2 separate regions of the Mus musculus genome follow, and region 2 is linked to region 1. Evidence: chromatin contacts called from ENCODE Hi-C or POLR2A ChIA-PET data. All regions are on one chromosome and are shown on one strand. Each heading gives the region's core, a stretch centred on a gene start or an enhancer-like site at or near the end of the contact. The rest is flanking DNA. Distances are from core to core; before and after follow the strand shown. Region 1 overlaps Mtss1 (MTSS I-BAR domain containing 1). Region 2 overlaps Mtss1 (MTSS I-BAR domain containing 1).

What was found. Hi-C counts contacts between places; a loop is a spot of excess contacts on that map. ChIA-PET counts read pairs that join two places held with the same protein, here RNA polymerase II (POLR2A).
Region 2: a map of left cerebral cortex shows a loop between it and region 1 (6-fold over the local background). The contact joins two enhancer-like sites. A Hi-C loop is called at or near these places in 6 of 37 maps with a recorded cell type or tissue (gastrocnemius, left cerebral cortex and v-Abl transformed pro-B cells). POLR2A ChIA-PET finds 5 or more read pairs at or near these places in 2 of 5 experiments (Patski and embryonic stem cell).

What each region holds. Positions count from the first base shown.
Region 1 is chr15:59,016,599-59,021,383 of GRCm38, reverse strand. All of the region lies in intron 3 of Mtss1 (MTSS I-BAR domain containing 1), which reads left to right. Among named protein-coding and RNA genes, the nearest start is that of Gm41330, 24 kb to the right of the region's middle. Within about 2 kb of position 2,578, at least 2 of the 3 ENCODE cell types and tissues checked have a DNase peak (open chromatin) inside an H3K27ac peak, as active enhancers do.
Region 2 is chr15:59,050,292-59,055,076 of GRCm38, reverse strand. It overlaps Mtss1 (MTSS I-BAR domain containing 1), which reads left to right. Exons shown (of 15, transcript NM_144800.2): 3 at 1-59. Among named protein-coding and RNA genes, the nearest start is that of Mtss1, 29 kb to the left of the region's middle. Within about 2 kb of position 2,001, at least 1 of the 3 ENCODE cell types and tissues checked has a DNase peak (open chromatin) inside an H3K27ac peak, as active enhancers do.

The DNA of each region.
Region 1 (4,785 bases), core at 1,329-3,828:
GGCTGTCTATTTTTGTGTCAGAGGCAGCATCTCCCTGAGGCAGGGAGGGTGGAGGTGGAGGTGGAGGTGTCCCGGGTTCTGACATCTTCATGTCATTGTGTAGCTGCGGGGCAGCAGCTAGCCTTCTTAAATGAAATAGATTCGGGATGGCTCATGGTTACACGTCTTGGTCACACAGACCATTAGAAGTCGCCTGAGCTGTTGACCTGCATTTTCCTTATTGGCATGCATGGTTCAATTTAGGAAAGCTGATGTGGGAGGGAGCATGGATGCTGGGGAATAAAGAGCAGACCTGTCCCATCGTCTGTCTGTCTGTCTGTCTGTCTGTGTCCTAGTCTCCATACCCGGTATTTAAATACACAACAGCTTTAATATGCTGTGGGGCAGAGGTTCTGAAGTATGAGAGTGCCTGTTCAAATAGAGTAGGTACATCTTAGACATGTATACAGGGTTGACCTCACCCCTTTCCCAAATTCACCATGGCTTGCAAACTTAGGCCCCTGGAACACTAGAACATCCTGAAGAAGCTATACATGGCTGCATCACCCTACCCATCCCTTGACTTTCCCACTCCAGAGAGGACTGTAGACAGGCCCAGGAGGGAGCCTTCTCCTTTCTGCCTATTAATGGGAGAAGAAATGTAATAGACGAAAACGAAGGTGTCTGCCCTTTTCACATAATGAGTAAAAGCCTGACCCACTCATTCAGCTAACATTTCTTGAGCACCTACTGTATGCTGGCACAGGCATAGAGATGAGCACCTACTGTATGCTGACACAGGCATAGAGATGAGCAGGGCTTCCACTTACAGATTGCGAAGTAAGAGTGGGGTTAGAGGCCAGCAGCTGCGTGCAGCAAAGCACACCAAGTTCAGATACATGTTAAGTAGAGAGTGACCAGCTCCCCGCTGCATAGGGTCTGAGGGTCTTGGCATGCAGGGAAGCCCTTTATTAGTCACTGCTGAGTCTACTTCTCTCAAAGGGTTATGGTTAGGGACTATTTGGGCCAGGAATGTCGCCTAGCTGTCTCTCACTGAGGCCTGGGTGTGGGTGGGGATGGGGTCTATGGTTCTGTTAGCAGTGCCTACCCTGGCTTTGTGTGGACCCACTCCTTCACGGTCTAGTCTGTCCAGTTCCTAGGCATGGTTTCCTTCCATGTTAGCCTGAGCCAGTGGGAGCTTCTGTTTCTAAGAGCGAGTGGGAGACGTGGATCGACAAGCTTGCCTTTTGTCTGGATCAGTGATTCTCAACCTGTGGGTCATGGTCCCTTTGGAGTCATGGATGAAACGTCCTGAATATCAGAAATTGACATTACATACAGCTCCTAACAGTAGCAAAATGGCAGTTATGCAGTAGTAATGGAAATAGTTTTATGGTTGGGGCCACCACAGCATACAGCATGGGGAACTGTAGTGAAGGGTCTCAGAATTCAGAAGGTTAAAAACCACTCATATGGATGCTGGGGCTGTTGGGTGAGCTGGCAGGGACTGCTTGCAAGAATCCATCTGTTTACAGGAAGAAAAAGTCCTGGAAGGAAATGAACGTAATTTCTGTGGTGTTTCTGGAGAGCGGGTTTCATGACCGTTGGTTTCTCGGGCTTCTCATTTTTCCAAATGACCCTTGTATTTTAGAAAGAGATAATTTTTCATTGTCATTTTTGAGACCTAAATAGGTTGGTAAGTTTCCCTTATTGAACTTAAAGGATGAGAATTCTCAGAGGTTAACTCCCTCTTGGCCAGGCCCTTCCTGAAGCCCCCTAGCATCTCGCTGCCAGCGGGGGATGGGCTGTACTGCTTACTGGATATTTTCTCTCTGTCTCTGTAGATTGAAAACAACCTCATGTCTGGAGGACCGAGAGTGATCCAAATATGAGGTGTATGTGTACATGTACGCGTTCATCTTGTGTGTCTCTGTCTGTGTATATACTGTGACTTCAGTCAGTGCCTCTTCCCCAATGCTGTTGCTTCAGAGGGGAGACAGCAGCAGGAAGCCCCTAAATGTGAAGGAGAACTCAGCCCTTCACGGGAAGCACCCAGCAGAAAGGAGGGATGGGAAAGTGGGCGGGAGATCTCTGCCGAGTGAGTACAGAGGCATCCCACGTTCAGAATTTAGAGCACCCATCTCGTGGGCTTTTTTTGTACAAGCTTCACAGAGTTATTGTGGCTGTGTGGATTCCTTCAGTAAGCCAGAGACTCACATTTAGCACAGGATGGGAGGCGAGTGGGAGGAAGAGTTTAACTACAACCCAACAACTTCCTTTTCGGTTGGAGTCGTGGGTGAGTGATCTGTGCTATTGTGGGGGAAGGCTTGGCTGATGCACCGCTTTGATTTTGTTTTTACTCGGTCCGAGGGTGTGTGTGTCTGTGTGTCTGTGTGTCTGTGTGTCTGTGTGTGTACATACACGTGTTTATCTACATACATACCGTTTTCAGTACCCAAAGAAATAGACAATATACCCCGTGTCAGTGATTCCCTGTCCCTTCTCTCTGGGGTTAAAATGCTGCCTTTTCTGGGCTCCTGTCTCTGTGGCCCAGCTGATGCCAAGTCAGTCAGATGATTGTGTGTGCTGAAATCTAACTCTAGGCTGCACAGAGTGCCGTCCCCCACAGCTGAGGTCAGGGCCCGAGAAGGCCTTCTGTGCATGTGTGTATTGCCTTGAAGCCCAAAGGCGTTTTGGGGACAGCTGTAGGACACCCTCCAGCTGCCATGATTTGGGGGTGGTGCCTTGCAGTGTGTGCAGACAGAGTCTGACAGAGACCACCCTGATACTACTCAGGCTGTTTGGATTCCATGGATAGGGAATCATGAGGTCACTTTAAGGCAGAGGACAGGAAGAGGAGGGATTTTGCTTACATGCAGGTCTTTATTCCCGAGTAGGTGTTCTGTGTGGCCTCTTTATTTCATGATGTTCAGGACAGCTCTCCTGGCCTGGAGTTGACTTTGTTGCTTGTCATACTGCTAGCCATTCCTTGTGGTGATGTCTTACGTCACCCAGATTGGGCTAGAACAGCCTAGGTAGAGAAAGTGAATCCAGGATGAAGGGGAGGCTGCAGATAGTAGACCTAGCCTAGAGTCTTCCCCCCAAGACTGCTGTGGCATTCAACCGGTGGGGCTGATGGAGTTGACATAGACAATCCGAGTGCCTATGTCAGCCCGATTGTAGCTACGTGTCCTTAATCACTTTTAGAAACGAGCCAAGTGACTCCCTGTGACTTTGGGTAGCGTTTCTGCAATAAGCCTGTTGCAATCCAATTACTTCATTTTATTTAAAGAGCAACCCACCAATGCTGTGGAGCAAGGCACGTACACATGCGCGCACACACCATTCACAAGGTACAAACCACGTAAATCGGGAGAAATGGATGAGGAACTCTTCATTGCTCCTGCAAAGACTCTGAACTGTCCATGGAGCCTGAGCGCTGTGTTATTGGCATAATTTGTACGATTTAGCTAATACTATTATTTTACCTATTATTGATGTTGGAAAGAGTTGCTGTAAATGGGCAGGAAGGCAATATGGGGGATTGCTCATTGGGGTTCCCCTGTGGAGGTTATTACTATCATGCTTATTAACAGAGTTCAAAGTTCCAGGGGCTTGTTTACAGTCCTTTGAAATAATGCGGAGATGCTATGTTGGTTTAAGCAGCAGTAATAAAATAGACCATTTCGCAAATTTCTAGAAGCTGCAAGTCCAAGAAGAAGCTACCAGGAGGTAGCTGGCAAGAGCCTACTTCCTGATTTGCAGATGTAGGCTTTGATGGGTCCTCACGTGGGGGAGAGAGAGATCATCTTTCTCTTGCCTTTCCTTATACAGACTCTAACCTCATGCAGAGCTCAAGGACCATACCATTGGAAGTTAGAATTTCACTTGTGACTTTAAAAGAGACACAGACACATCCAGGCCACAGCCGCCGGAGAGGGACCTCCTCTCATAAAGCTTGTTGTCATTTAATAACTGGAAATGGGTCACCTGCTGGGTGAGAGCTGAGCTGCCTTCGTCCTCATTCGAGAATCTTCTTGGTGCAGCGGATGATGGTTGATGATAATACAGACTCAGAACTGGTCACAGTGTAGAGAGAAAGTGTCTGTGGAGTTCCCAGGCTACAGGACTTCTACATTGCACACACTCCTTCTGCCTAGGGCTCAGGGAACAACATCATGGAAGAAGGGGCGGAAAGATGGTAACAGCCAGAAGCTGGGGCCACTGGCACAAGTAGTGTCTTCTGATGGGTGTGTGTGGGAGCTGTGACAAGACTGTTACCTGCACAAGAGCAAGCCAGTCAACCTTCCAGCACTGATGGGGGGGTGGGGTGGGGGACTCACAAGCCACTACCCTAGCTACTGACAGTTGATGGTGACCATTTTCTCTAGGGGTGTGGTCTCTGATAGCTTGGCCACAGGACTGTGAATGGTCCTACCACCCATGAGCCGCTGGCAGCAGTGATTGAGCTCTGATGATTTAACTCTGGGCTTAGGGGAGCTGGGAAGGGATTGGGGAAGGGGGTTGAGGGCGATGGTGAATGTGGTTAAGATACGTTGCTTGTTTGTATGACATGCTCAAAGAATAAGTCACATTTTTTGAAAAGGGAAAAGGAACCAGGCAGTGGAAGTGCCCGCCTTGCATCCCAGCACTTGGGGAAGAGAGGCTGGAGGATCTCTGAGTCTGAGGCCAGCCTAGGTTGTACGACAGCCAAGGCTACACAGAGAGACCCTGTCTTGAAAAACAAAAACAACAACAGAAGGGGAAGAGGAAGAGGAGGAGGAAGAGGAGGAGAAAGAAAGACAG
Region 2 (4,785 bases), core at 752-3,251, 34 kb before region 1:
AGCAGCTGCCTTCTTGGACGCCTTTCAGAAAGTGGCTGACATGGCCACCAACACACGTGGTGAGCAGATGGGAGGCTGCCTTCCAGCACTGACTGGATCCAGCACGTGGGCTCTCTCTCTCCCCCGGGCGGCTTCCCGAGAAGATACGGCTCGAGTTATCAGAGCCTGGCTGACTCACAGTTTTCATATATTTTTAACTCCGTGGGGTTGCACACATTAGAAGTTGTAACTAGTTCCCCAGATAGTGAAGTGTGTGTGAAGACTAGACAAGAAAGGAAGGGAGCCACTGTTCCTTCATGAGGCGGCTTGCTGTGGGTGTAACTCGAGGGATACGCTTAGTATAGAGCCTCGAGCTGCACCTTTGTCTTGCTGTGACTCCTCCAGCAGGTTGCCTTAGGCTCTCCCATGGTACCTCCTGGAACGGGAAGTCCTGGAGATGATGATGTGGCTACTGTCCTGGGTTCTCCACAAACAAGGAATCCTTTTATGATAGGCCCAGTATCTCGAGGGCCGTAACTGTCTCTCTGTCCCCAGTCTTAGGCTGCAGACCCTGTGAACAAGAGACAGAGTCCTGATGATACCCCACTAGACAGAGTGTCCAGAGCCTAACTGATATTTAAAATATGCTTATGAAAGCAGTGACCAGAAGGTGAAATCTTTTGAAAAGATTTCATGGTTTCAGAGAATCCCAGGAATATTCGTGACATGTGAGAGGTGCCAGAAGAAAGTGGATAGTGTAGGCCCACCTTCCTCTCAGTCCCATACAACCACTCTGTCTGCCTGCTCCTTGTCTGGTCATGCTGGGCTCCCTCGTTACCTGCATAGCTGTGAACCTGCTCTAACTTTGGGTGTTTAGTGCAAAGCTGAGGCTCCTTCCCATACCTCCAGTGGTTCATCACAACCGGCGGTGGGCACTTAATTAAATATTTATAGATTGAGACTCCAGCTCCTTTTGTTGCAGGACTGTCACGGGACCACAAGAGCCAATATGCCTCCCCCTTGTCCCCAAAAGGCACACCGTTGAGTAGGGAGACTGAGATGTGTAAATAAAGAGTGCCTGTGCAGAAATAGTATGTGTGGTAAGGTAATAGCCGAAGCTCACAGCACCAGGGGAATATCGGAAAGTGAGCAATTAACCTGGTGCCAGGGAATCAGGGACATTTTCCCAGGGGAAGTACCATTTCTCCTCCTTTCTGAGACGCCAACCGCATCCCAAAAACATTCCCATGGAAATACGACCGTGACGTCAAGCATCAGACTTCCTTAACCTGGTTTGTCTGTGTGGTGAAGGTACTAACTAACCCATGTAATTTTGAAATGCCTTTAAAATGACTTAGCTTAGATGTACCTGTTGTAGAACCTTGGGGAACCTGGATTCTAAAGGAGCTTAACATGCAAACCGATGTTTGCTGTTGTGAAAATGTGACTGACTGTCCATCCGTGTGGTGTCTCTCCTTCCCCCCTCAGCCGTGTCTGGAACTGTCAGTCATACATGCGTTATCTACTTTGTGCAAGTGCCGTGGTGTGTGTGGAGGCCAGAAGCCAGCTTGCAGGAGTTGGTTCTCTTGTTTCTAACGAGTGGGTCCCATCTTTGGCAGCAGCCGAAATTACCTGCTGAGCCTTCTCTTTTTTGAGACAGTCTTAAGTAGCCAAGACTGAGTGCCTTTGAAGGCATCTGAGGATGGCCTTGAACTTCCGGTCTTCCTGCTTCTGCCTCCTGGGTGCTGGGATGACCACTGTGAGCCTCCTGCCCAGCGTGGGATTACATTCTCAAGGATCTAGAATTCAGAGCATGTTTTTAGACTTTCCTGTTAAATTACTGGGTGGGTCCTGAAGGGGCAGCAGGAAGGGTGACCCCGATTGTCTATAATTTCCTGTGGGAAGAACCTGTGGTTTTGAAGAGGCTGCTCCCAGAGTCCCTCTTGGGGGGGCGGGGAGGGGATTGGAGGGCCTGGAAATTCTCATGCTTCCAGGGGAGGGGAAACGGCAACTGTTGGAAGAGAAGCAGGAAGAGGCTCTCAGTGGAGGTAATGGGTCAGAGCCAGGCTTGGGGGCTGGGGAGGTGGGGATGTCTGCTGCTGTCGGCCTGTGTGTCACTGTGAACAGACTCCTGTGTGATGTATCTTTAAGACATTTGGTTTCAGGTTGTTTTTGCAGTACAGTTTAGAATCCAAAGTGTGGTTGCTTTCTTTTATTGGATGTGGGAACCTGTATGCCTTAAAGAATATATGGCTGATATGAGCTGTTTCCATGGTGATGGTATGAGAAACTTGGAAGTACTCCTTATTCCAACAATTTAATTTAGTAAAAAAAAAAAATTGTACTCTTTACAAAAAAAAAAAAAATCTAAAAACTGCATTTAGCCTTGCCCCTCTTAGAGATTAGGTTTAATGTCCTTGGTAATCATTTTTGTCACCCTCAGTGTGTATGTGATTCTGCATACGCCTCCTCAGATGGCCACTCCTGGGAAACGTTGAAGCCCCTTGGCTTCTGCTCCACACTACGGTACCGATACCGTTCCTCGCCGTCGCCTGTAGATGCGCCTCGCTGTGTCTAGTAGACAAATGGACTTCCAGTGCCTGGATAGAGCGAGTTCTAATTATTATTCTGTGGCTGGATTTGTATCTTCCCTAGGTATTTGCCATTACAGGCTGTGGTGCGGGCAATGCTTGTACATCTATGAATGTCTGGTGTGTGTGTGTGTGTGTTGCTCTCATCTTAATTTTGTTATGTGCTTAGTACGTATGTCCATATTTATGTATACCGGTATGCCTGTGGCTGTGCCTCATATGAAGGTCAGAGGTCGATAGCAGGTGTCTTCCTCCCACACTGATCTCATCATTTCAGCCTGTCTTTCTGGCTGGTGACTCTAGGGTCCGCCTGTCTTTGCCTGTGTCCCAGTTCTAGCCTTAGAGGTGCCTGCCACCACACTCCGGCTTGTATGGTTGCTGGGATCCAAACTCAGCTCCTCATGGTTGGGCGGCAGTGCTGGCTCTCCAGACGAGTGACCTATCTTAGTGGTCTGTGTGTCACCACGGACAGGATGAGTGTGTAGAAGGCTGTTCACGTGTGAGCTTAAGGGGGCTCAGAGCCGTTTACTGTGCTGAAAGAGTATCTCCCAGGCTGGCTCTTTTGCTCGGAGACTTTAGATGTAGTGTTTAAACATCTCTCTAGTTAGAAGTTGGTAAAAGAGAGTTACCACTGCCCCCTCCCTTCCTGTTTTCCTCTGCCCTCCCTTCCCCTCCACCCTCTTCTCCCCCAACCCATGTCTTTCTCTTCCTCCTTTGTCTCTTCTTTAGTTTTTTGAGATACAATCTATGCCATCTACTGCCACCATACTATGAGGTAGCACAGCAGAGTGTCACATCTCTGTCTAACTATCTTAGTACCATTCGCCTTTCCCCATCAGCCTTCCTTCCCCAGCCCCCCGGTAACCACCATTCTATGTCCAATTCCTCCCTCCCTCCCTCCCTCCCTCCCTCCCTCCCTCCCTCCTTTAAGATTTATTTATTTATTATATATATATGAGTACACTGTAGCTGTCTTCAGACATACGAGAAAAGGTCATCAGATCCCATTACAGATGGTTGTGAGCCACCATGTGGTTGCTGGGAATTGAACTTGGGACATCTGGAAGAGCAATCAGTGCTCTTAACTGCTGAGCCATCTCTCCAGCCCTGAGTTCAGGGCCATTGAATATCTGTACCATATTTCCCCCCTTTGGCTGACAGTGTCTGTTTCTTGACCGCTGAGAACTGTACTGCTATAAATAGCTACAGATGTGTCTTCCACATGCAATTTCCTTCCCTTTAAATATTACTCAGGGGGCCTTGCTAGATCATATGCTAGCTCTATTTTTAATATTTGAGGAACCTCTGTGGTCCTCCAAGTGACTGTACTAATTTATGTTTCTATATACACAGGGAAGAGTTCCTTTCTATGCATCTCTGTCAGTGTTGCTTTTTGTCTTTTCCTCTTCTCTTCTCTTCTTCTCTTCTTCTCTTCTTCTCTTCTTCTCTCTTCTCTCTTCTCTCTTCTCTCTTCTCTCTTCTCTCTTCTCTCTTCTCTCTTCTCTCTTCTCTCTTCTCTCTTCTCTTCTCTTCTCTTCTCTTCTTTGTGTATGTAGCCTTGCCTGTCTTGGAACTTTCAACTGTAGTGCAGCCATTCCATTGAGCTGAGCCCTGACGTCTCCTTGTCCTGCGTTGCTTTCTCTTGGAGCCTCTCTGCACGCATCTCACACACCTGCACCGTTTGCGGACACTAACTGTAGAAGCACATCTCTATTGGGCTAGTATTCAGAATGCCAAGATAATTTTAACTAGGTTTCTGGTTCCAGAATATTCACATTTTTGTGTTATTTCTCAAAGGAAAGAGCTCTGAAAGGTTTGTTGTCATTCTCATGAGGTGTTTTAGCATGAGTTATTAACAAAATTTATGAAAATCTTCCACAAGTAGTTACTATGTGGATAAAAATCAATTTTCATAATATGCTTACCTTGTTTACAATATTGAAATCTGGACTCCATTTTGATACTGATTTTCTAAATAAAATCATATAACTTGATTAATCTCATGTATATATTATTTATATAATATATACATATATAATGTGTATCATGAAATGATGGAATTTGAGTTTATTGGCAATAGGCACAATTCTATGTGCTTAGTTTATACTCTGGAATTAACATCTTATTTATGTAAACTCTGAACATGCTGTCTTTCTTCAGATTCACTGGCCACAACAAAATTAGTTGGTAGGTCTTAACTGTCTTTGATTTTTGT